Regions from separate parts of the Homo sapiens genome. Here region 2 is linked to region 1. A link is a loop called in an ENCODE intact Hi-C map of the cell type or tissue named here. Cell type or tissue: GM12878. All regions are shown on one strand.

Region 1 (5,000 bases):
GTTGAGCCCTTTCCTCAATATATAAGGGGCTTCACTTAAAAATCCCTTTTATTCCAAGGTTTCAGATACTTACTTTTCCCCACAGGCTTAAAGTCTATTGACAGTGGATTTTTACATTTGTCTTTAAACCATATCATCACAACAGTCTATCATTTCTAGTGTGTGCCACAGAACAGCAACTAATGTCATTGCAGTGTTAAAAAGGTGCATTTTCAAATAACCATCAATGACGTAAAGGCATAGTGTCTCAAATGAAAACTCCAGCATGATTCCAACAAGGCTTTGCCATAGTATTTTTATATCAAATGACTTTTTTTTTTAAACCTAACCTTAAGACTCAAAGCCTGCTATCTTTCTAACATAGAAACCTTTGTTTTTTTGAGACAAGTCTTGCTCTGTCACCCAGGCTGGAGTGCAGTGGTGCAATCTTGGCTCACTGCAACCTCTGTGTCCTGGGTTCAAGTGATTTTCCTGCCTCAGCCTCCCATGTAGCTGGGATTACAGACGTGCACCACCACGCCCGGCTAATTTTTGTATTTTTAGGAGAGACAGGATTTCACCATGTTGGCCAGGCTGGTCTTGAACTCCTGAGTTCAAGTGATCCACCTGCCTTGGTCTCCCAAAGTGCTTGGATTACAGGCATGAGCCATGGTGTGTGGCTGAAACCTTTGTTAAATAACATGCTGCCTTTCGCTGAAGGCGAGTAAACCCCTGCTGAGCCCTGCCTAGGCACCGGGTAAGGAAGGCACAGAGATGAATGCAAGGTGGTCCTGCCCTAGGCAAGCTCGCAGACCAGTGAAGGGACGAACTGTGATGTCCCTGGCTCCAAACACACACTGTACAGGCTAAGCTGAAGGGGTGTTGGGAGATGGGGGGCGGGGGGTGGGGAAGGATGCTTAGCCCAATCCAAGGGCTGCAGAAACTCTGGGAAGGTCAGGGGTTGAAGCCACCAAATGGAAGCTGAGGAAGAACAGATATACTAGAAGGTTCTCACTGACTGGGGCAGCAGTGCTATCCAACTAGAGGAGGAATACAACAGATGAGCAGGTTATTTTTTGTTTAGTGTGGTAATGAGCTCAGTTTTAGAGATGTTAGTAAAAGATACCCAGATGACACCAGTAAATCGTATATGTATATTAAAAGACCAGCAAGTGACTGATTTTTTTTTTTTTTTTTGAGACAGTCTCACTCTGCCGCCCAGGCTGGAATGCAGTGGCACCATCCTAGCTCACTCCAACCTCCGCCTCTGGGTCTCAAGCAATTCTTGTGCCTCAGCCTCCCGAGTAGCTGGGACTACAGATGTGTGCCACCATACCCAATCATAATTATTATTTTAAAGACAGGATCTTGCTCTATTACCCAGGCTGGAGTGCAGTGGCGTGATTATGCCTCACTGCAGCCTCGACCTCCTGGGTTCAACAGATTGATAATCACACAAACATACGCACAGGTCCCCAGAGTGCAGGGCTGGAAGGGTAGAGAAGTGAGAAGCACGCAGGGGCAGCGTGTAGGAGTGGGGGCAGCGTGTAGGAGTGAAGACAGCAAGTGCAGGCTGCTCAGCCAGAAGCCGGGCTGAGGAAGGAGACAGGATCATGGGTGCAAGGAGCTAGGGATCCAGGAAGATGCAGCGAAGTTTCTGGGTGGGAGAAGGAGTGAAACAGCAACTTCAGTTTTCTTGACGATACGGAAGGAAAGGTCTTCTAGGGCAGAGTTAGGGCGAAGATGCCAGAGGTGGGTGAGACGGGGCTTGAACATGTTCATTCCTGTTTAGCACTGATACTGGAAGGAAATGAAAGCAGCCACCAGGGCCAGGCATACAAGATCTGCCTGAAACTTCCCTTCGTTGTTGACCCGTTCGAACAGACTCAAAAACACGCTTTATGACGAGGCTAACTCCACTCTTAAAAGGAAAGCATTGCACAGCCATCAAGAACTGGCTGCACTAAGCTCTGTCTGAAAACACAGCTCCTTTTTTTTTTTTTCTGGGACAAAGTCTAGAGACAGGGTTTTGCCACATTGGCCAGGCTGGTCTCGAACTCCTGGCCTCAAGCAATCCGCCTGCCTTGGATTCCCAAAGTGCTGGGATTACAGGTGTGAGCCACTGTGCCTGGCCTCCTTTCATGTTCTTAACTGAGTTAGGGGCCCAGAATAATCTGCATGGCCTGGAGGCTTGACCATTCAATCTCTATGCAATCAAAGGATACATAAATCAACTATAAACCGACTTTTTTCCCAGCATTTATTTGTGAGACAGCATGAACTAGTCAGACAGAAACCTTTAGTTTCTACATCAGCCATTCCCTTAAATCGATACCAGCTTCCAGTTTGCTTATTTTGAGGCGCAGGCAGGTTAAAAAGCAGTTTCAGTTTTTCTTGCACAGTATTAAAATCAAGTCTTCTAGCACCACCCAGTGGTTTGTTCAATAACTGCAAGGAACCTACAAAAGCGAACGAGCACAACCTCTGCAACAGCAGAACATACGTACGGGCCCTTGGGACGTGTACTAGGAAATGTACTCCACCAAGCTTTCCTTCAAGCCTTTGACAGTCTTTGAAAGGCCATTCTGGTACGACGTCGTTAAACGCAGAATAAACCTTTTCAGACTTGGAAAATACAGAAGAGACACGAACAACCTAGATTTTTCTTAATGATTATTCTGTTACTGTAGAAAAATTTTATCTAGTGGCAAGTCTTTCATAAACTAAAATACCGTATCATTCTGTTATTAATCTCTTATAATGATCCTAAATCCTAATCTCAGAGTAAGACCGACAGAAGGCACTCAAGATTCTCCACACTGTCTCCACAGTAGCTGACCTCATCACTGCCTACCTGATATTAGTGCTGTGTGCCTCCTTCTCTGGACAGGAGGCTCCTTAAAGACAAGACTCTCACACTTCAACTGCTCAACAAAGTCCGCACCATCTAAGGTAACAGGACTTGGTGGCCTTTTGTGTCCTCAGCCTGTTACTGCCATCCCTACTAGCTGCATGAGGCCTCCCCTCCTTGCTTTCTCCCCTCAACACCCCTCTGCCAATGATCACTTCTCCCTACAAACAGCTGCCATCTGTTCCTTTCTGATCTTATGCCTTAGACTACCCTGAAGGCAAGGCCAATCATTACTCCAACTAGACAGTGCATGGCATACAGTAAGTTCTCATTAGACAGTAATACAGGATCAATTAAACATCTGGAGATTAAAGTTGTTGGTTACGGCAAATGACTCCACTCATATTTGTTAGAAATGACTCAACAGACTTTAAAGGTCATTTAGCTCCTGGTCCAGAAAGTCTAAATGACAGCTCCTGAGAAGACGCACAGTAAAGGGCAAGGGCCCAGGCACACAAACCAGGAAGACGGGGGTTCGCGCCCTGGCTCTGCCACTTCATTCATTGTGCGGCAGATCACTCCGCACCTGGAACAGGTAAGGAGCTGCACCACGCTCAGCTATAGCAAAGATGAGCACGCATGTAAATACATAAGCAGACCACTCCCGGCATGACGGCCAGCTCAATACAGACATCAGAATCCCCCCTAGAAAATAAAGAGCTAATAGAGGTGGAAGGAGAAGGGAAAAGCAAATGAATTTATGTGAGAGTCTGAGAAAACCAACAACTTTCAGCATCCCAAGAGGAAATGTTAGCCCAACTTCCTTAAAATCTTGACAAGTTTTAAACATCTTGACATATTAAAGATATATTAATAAAGTTCTATTTCAGGCAACACTTTGGGAGGCTATGGCAGGAAGATCACTTGAGTCCAGGAGTTCCAAGATCAGCCTGGGCCACACAGTGAGACTCTGTTGCTATGAAAAATAAAAAATAAAAAATAAAAAAATTAGCTGTACATGGTGGTGCCTGCCTATAGTCCCAACTACTCAGGAAGCTGGGGCAGGAAGACCACCTGCGCCTGAGAGATCAAGGCTGCAGTGAGCTATGATCATGCCACAGCACTCCAGCCTGAATGAATGAGCAAGACCCTGTTTCTTAAGAAAAAAAAAATACGTTTTTAAAAAATAAAGCTCCATTTTAAGAGGAATGATTGTAAGAAATGAAGATTAAATACTTATTGTCAAAGATTTTCTCTTAAGATCCAAACACTCAAGAAACATTTAAGGTCCACTTTTGTAACATCTCACACGTACACTAAGCCTTCCATCCTGACTCATTTCGATAACCATCAACTGGAGGAGACACTAACGCTTTATGAAGTTCGTGAGCTCCTCTTCTTCCTCGCAGTGAAAAAAACAGGGGTGCAAAAGCAGTTCTAATTCCTCCTAAGACCAGACCGAATTATGTTCAAGTGAATGAATCCTATTGTTATCATGCAAAAGTCAGGTCTTACGGACAAGCCAGAACTAATACCACTTCCAAATTTCTAATATCACTCTTCGCTCTATTTAAATTCCTCTTTCAACATCAACATTTTCATTTACAATGTTATTCCTAGCCTAAAGTCCAATACGCATTCCAATTATGGAGGCTAAAAGAATAAAAATGAGGAAGGCGGGCCACCAAGGATAGAGGGCAGGCAACTTCTAGGTTGAAACTTGACCTGCATTCCAAAGTCATTGCCATTGGTGTATCTATTTTACCTTCTTTAAGGGCATATAATAGAAGTTGGCTCTAATAACAAACTTTCCCCAGAAGCCTTCTTTTCAATTCATCATGGTTGGTATAATTTACTACTTAACTGTTCAGACAGCAACTTTAGGAAGATGGCCTCCCCCAGTCCATCTTTGTCACAGGAGTTGGTGGGGCTGCCTAGAACAATGTGTGAGAAAAGGCACAAAATGCCAGAATGACTCATAAAAGACACAAAATTGAAACCTGTAGTTCACTTTTGTAATAACTCACATGAAAAGGCTGAACTGAAATTTCACTCTTATGAAATCTGCTGACATACAGAAAAATGGAGTTGCTTAATAGCCTTTTTTCAAATTTTAAGACATACATGCTAGATGGTAGCTCACAAGGGCTGCCACAAATCAGCCCACTGA
Region 2 (5,000 bases), 140 kb before region 1:
CTGCCCTGTGGAGTCCTGAAGCCAGCACTAAAAGGACGGCAGAAGAGGAACCCCTGAGTGCTTAGTCTTCTGGCTTTTAAAAAGTGTAATTTATTTTTAATTATTAAGAAATATCATTTATATGTATATAACTGTCTCTATATGTATGAGTGTACATACATGACTGTGGACACAGATGCTCCCTGACTTACGGTGGGTCGCGTCCTGATAAACCCATCGGAAGTCAGAAGTCCACATCGGAAATGCACTGAATACACCTCGCCTCCATCACAGCTCAGCCTCGCCTACCTTCCGTGTGCTCAGGACACTGACCTTAGCCCACAGCTGAGCAAAATCACCTAACACAGGCCTATTTTACAAGGAAGTTAGTATAAAGAATTTTCAATCAAAATGCAAAATTTGAAGTATGGTTTTTGCTGAATACATATGGCTCTCACACCATTATAAAGTTGAAAAGTCATAAGTTGAACGATCTTAAGTGTCTAAGACTGTCTGTATATGTGTATGTGTCTGTGTGTGTGTGTCTCTCTCTATATATAGTCTTTTTTTTTAAAGGATTCCAATCCTGGCTGGGCACGGTGGCTCACACCTGTACTCCCAGCACTTTGGGAGGCTGAGGTGGGCGGATCACTTGAGGTCACGAATTCGAGACCAGCCTGGCCAACATGGTGAAATCCCATCTCTACTAAACATATATATATATGAAAAAAATTAGCCAGGTGTGGTGGCGGGTGCCTGTAATCCCAGCTACCTGGGAGGCTGAGGCAGGATAATCACTGAACCCAGGAGGCAGAGGTTGCAGTGAGTGGAGATCGCGCCACTGCATCCCAGCCTGGGCAACAGAGGGAGACTCCATCTCCAAAAAAAAAAAAAAAGGATTCCAATCTTGTTCTCCCAGAGTCTCACCCCTCTATTGATCCCTCAGGAAAATTTCAAAGTTAGACAGGTACAGGTTTAGCTCTCATCTTTAGGACCTTGGGCTGGTTAACCCTTTTCTCTGAGCCTCAGTTTCCCCATCTGTAAACTGGGTTCCTCAAAGTGCCCACTCCTTAGGGACACTGTAAAAAGTCCATGAGCCTCTCCAGGGAGGTACCTGGGCCAGAGGCGAGCATCCAGCAGGTGCTCAGTAGCCGGGAGCTACAAATGCCATCGCCCCTGCTAGGTTTAAACCTTGCCCTCCCTTCAAAGTGAGAATGTGGGCAACGCAGGCTGGGTATGCACAAGTGGTGAGTGAACTATCCTCACAAAGCCCACACTCTAGGGAACTGTCAAACCTCTTCATCTCATTTGATGAAATATATCATTATTCTTAGGGGGGAAAAGTTTCAGACTAGCACGTATAATACAATCTCCGTTTTGATTTGTATGTGAGTTTTATGTGCACGGGGGAAAAACAGGTCAAGAAAAGTTATAAATCAGCAGTTAACTGAGGTTAACAGGGCACCTGTTGGGACTCTTACTTTTTGCTCTCTGGATGTATTATTTAAATAATAAGTATGTATTTCTTGTATCGTAAAGACAGGAACAAGTATATCTTGGCATTCAAGGGTCTCCCTGGCCCCTTCTTGGGAAGGGTCTGTGCCCCAAGTTCAGTGGCCTGTCCAGGCTGAGGAAGTCATGAGTGCTGCTTAAAAGCATGGATTCTGGTACAGGCGGCCTAGGTTTGAGTCCCAGCTCTGCCCCTGGTAGGCTGGGTGACCTTGGGCAAGTCGTTTAACCTCTCTGTGCTTCCCTTCCTTTACTGATAAAATAGGGATAATGACGGTTCCTACTTTGCAGGGCTGTTGGGGAATGAGATGTGCTAACGTGTGCAGAGCTGGTGGAAGTTTGGAATACGAGTGGAGGAGGGGAACCTGCCTGTCTGCTATCAGCAGCTCCTCTGCAGAGCACAGAGAACCTCATGTCCCAGCCTCGGGGCAGCCTGGCTTGGGGGAGAGTGCAGGGCTCCTTAGATCTGGAAATGATAGCTTAGTATCTTCTGTTTCTCAGGATTTCTAGACCCATAGCGAGATCTTCAGTCACCTGACCCTTGAGATTCTCGGTGCTGAGTTGTCTAATACAGTAGCCACCAGCCGTGGGTACTCACTGAGACCCAAAATGGGCTCGTCCAAATGGAGATGTGCCTAAGGGTGAAACACACACCAGATCTCCAAGACCTTATACCCAAAAAAGAATGTAAATTTCTTATTTCTAATAATAATTTTCTATTGATTACATACTGAAATAATATGGATATATTGGGATAAGTAAAATGCATCCTAAAATTTCCCTTCCATTACTTCTTCCTTTGGCTTCTAGAAACTTTAGAATCCCATGTGTGCTCACATCATATCTCTGCTGCACTTGCCACAGCAGACCACACCCCTATGAGGACAGGGATTTTTCTCTCTTCTGTTCCCGGCAGTGTCCCCAGTCCCTAGCGCAGGGGCTGCCCATGAGTGTTAGGTGAATGAATTTGCGATTCAGATGGCTGTGCACCCATATATACCTTTGTATAAAGGTGACATTTTAAAAAATCAAGTGGCCAAGAATGCTCACTGTCATTGTTTATATATTTCCCAATCTCTTGCAAAATCTGTGTTAAAAAATGGTTCTGGTCTAAGAAAAATTCTGAACTGACATTCACCCAGATGTCCGGCATTTCCCCAAGAATATTCAGACACCTTCGTCCCAGTATTGAAAGCTCTTCCTGATGTCTTTTCTTTCCTTTGATACCCAGGTGGGCAGGGGTGAGAGAGCAGGTGCTAGTCTCTTATGTTGCCTCATTTCTGCATGGCTGCCTTTCAAAACGTCCAGGAAGTCCTCTTCTAGAGGAGGATCATTGCTAAACCAAAACCACTGTGAAGCAGAACTGACCTTCGGCCCCGTGTGCTGAGAATCCTGTTTGGGGGTTTTGGTGGTTTGTGTGATTGAAGGATTCCCTACATTTAAAGTACAGTTTGCTGTGAACTGGTCACAGTATATACAACATCTACGTCTCCCTTGGGACTGCCTGTGACCGCCCCCTCGCCAAGGGCTTACCAGCCGTCAGGGACAGAGCCACCCTCTGACTCCAGGCTGGGTTTCCACAGCCCCTATTGGGAATAAGCTCCTGGGAAATTTCCCAGCCTCTGCTTTGTGCAGAGATGGTGGCTGAGATCCCACCTAAATAAGGAAAGGACAGGGCATGGCCACACCCAGGTGTCTCTGCAGGGTTCTCTTGGGAGCCATGTCCCCAAGGAGTCCCCTCTGGACAGTAAGACTAGCCCTCTTGATGCCTCCCTGAACTGTCCCTCCACAACAGTGACCCCCTGGGCCCTGCTGCTGGCATTGTCATTTCTGCACTGTGTCCTCTCACTAGATGGCAAATCCCATGACGGCAGAGGTCTGCTGTTGTGCTCCCTGTGGGATCCTGGGTGCCAGGGACATCGTCAGCGCTCCCTAAGTGTATGATGCCTGCATGGAGTGAGCGTTGGAAGGATGGAAGCAAGGATGAAAGAATGAATTCCTGGAAGATCCCTGACCCCTCATCCTGAGAGATAAGTCATGTAGGCCATTTCTTAGGATCCAGCCACCTGACCCTATGAGAAAAGAACCATGGCATCTTTTGAAGTTGTGGCAACAGGTGCCCCTGGGTTTCATGTCATGCTTACTGTGAGCCGCTAGCCGAGGGCTGGACACACACCTCTCACATAATTCTCATGGCAACCCATTAGAGAGAGGAGCTGCCAAGGCCCAGGGAGACTGCCCAAGGTGACCCTGCTGGGGACTGGGGGAGCAGTGTCCCCAGTGCAGCGGGCGCCACATACTGTCCCGGCCATCACCCTGTTGGGGGCTCCAGTGCTCACTCCCCTTCTGAGCTGTGAGTTCTAGGGCTCAATCATCTGTGCCCTGGGTCCCAGCACAGGTGCGTGATGAATATTCAGTGAATGAGTGACTTTTTTTTTTTTTTTTTTTTTTTGAGATGGAGTCTCGCTCTGTCACCCAGGCTGGAGTACAGTGGTGGAATCTCGGCTCAGTGCAACCTCCGCCTCCTGGTTTCAAGCGATTCTCCTGCCTCAGCCTCCCGAGTAGCTGGCATTACAGGCGTGCACCACCATGCCCAGCTAATTTCTGTATTTTTAGTAGAGACGGGGCTTCACCATGTTGGTCAGGCTGGTCTCGAACTCCTGACCTCAAGTGATCTGCCCGTCTCGACCTCCCAAAGTGCTGGGATTACAGGTGTGAGCCACCACGCCTGGCTGAATGACTCTTAGTAGCAAAATAATATCAGAATCAAGGGTATAAAATCTTGAAGATGCGGTGTGTTTTTCACACTTATGCACATCTCCAAACGGGCTCAGGATAAGCCCATTTTAGGTCTCAGTGAGCACCCACCGTTGGTGGCTACTGTACTGGACAACTCAGCGCTGAGAATCTCAAGGGTTGGGTCACTGAAAATCCCTCTATGTGTCCAGAAACCCTAAGAAACAGAAACTATTGAGCTGTTATTTCCACATCTAACAGGCTCTGCACTCTCCCCCAGGCCAGGCTGGAGCAAGGGTGGGACGTGTGTGCTGACTGACTTGTGTCAGGTTTGCCAGGTTCGCGTGACTCTTAGAACGGCAGCTGTCACAGTCGAGCATGCAGCACGATGCCCCCGAGGACCTGCTCAGACGCAGGCTGCTGGGCCCCTCCCAGAGATTCCGATTCAGCAGAGCTGGGTGGGGCCGGAGGATGTGCTTTTCCAACAAGCTCTGGGTTGATCTGGACACTGTTGGCCTGGGGACCCCACCTGGAGACCTCCTGCCCTGCCACCACCCCAGGGGGCAGGTAATATTATTCCCCCCTTTATAGGTGAGGAAACTGAGGCACAGAAAAGCTGAACCCAAGCATTATCACAGATGCCAGTCCACAGGACGGAGGAGCAGAGAGTCTGAGGAGCAAGAAAAGCAAAGTCTTAACTCTGGAAATGCTGCAGAAAATCACTAAAATCTTTCTAGAGTACAGAAGGCACCAGTGACATGTGTGCTTGGGAGGGA

Evidence for each region. Hi-C counts contacts between places; a loop is a spot of excess contacts. Peaks named below come from ENCODE experiments on the same cell type or tissue, not always from the same donor. Only the 100,000 strongest peaks of a DNase experiment are listed, where the experiment ranks them.
Region 2: it touches region 1 in a loop (2.3-fold over the local background); 2 of 110 quality-filtered maps call a loop at or near these places.

The regions. Positions count from the first base shown.
Region 1 is chr16:84,751,972-84,756,971 of GRCh38, reverse strand. All of the region lies in intron 4 of USP10 (ubiquitin specific peptidase 10), which reads right to left. Among named protein-coding and RNA genes, the nearest start is that of USP10, 54 kb to the right of the region's middle. RefSeq lists an enhancer at 4,681-4,760. In GM12878, a CTCF peak has its summit at 2,409 (motif pointing left); DNase peaks (open chromatin) are centred at 2,381 and 4,851; H3K4me3 peaks cover 558 bases; H3K27ac peaks cover 1,780 bases.
Region 2 is chr16:84,891,916-84,896,915 of GRCh38, reverse strand. The region is part of intron 14 of CRISPLD2 (cysteine rich secretory protein LCCL domain containing 2); the gene reads right to left. Among named protein-coding and RNA genes, the nearest start is that of LINC02176, 34 kb to the left of the region's middle. In GM12878, no CTCF peak of the experiment used is centred here; a DNase peak (open chromatin) is centred at 2,885.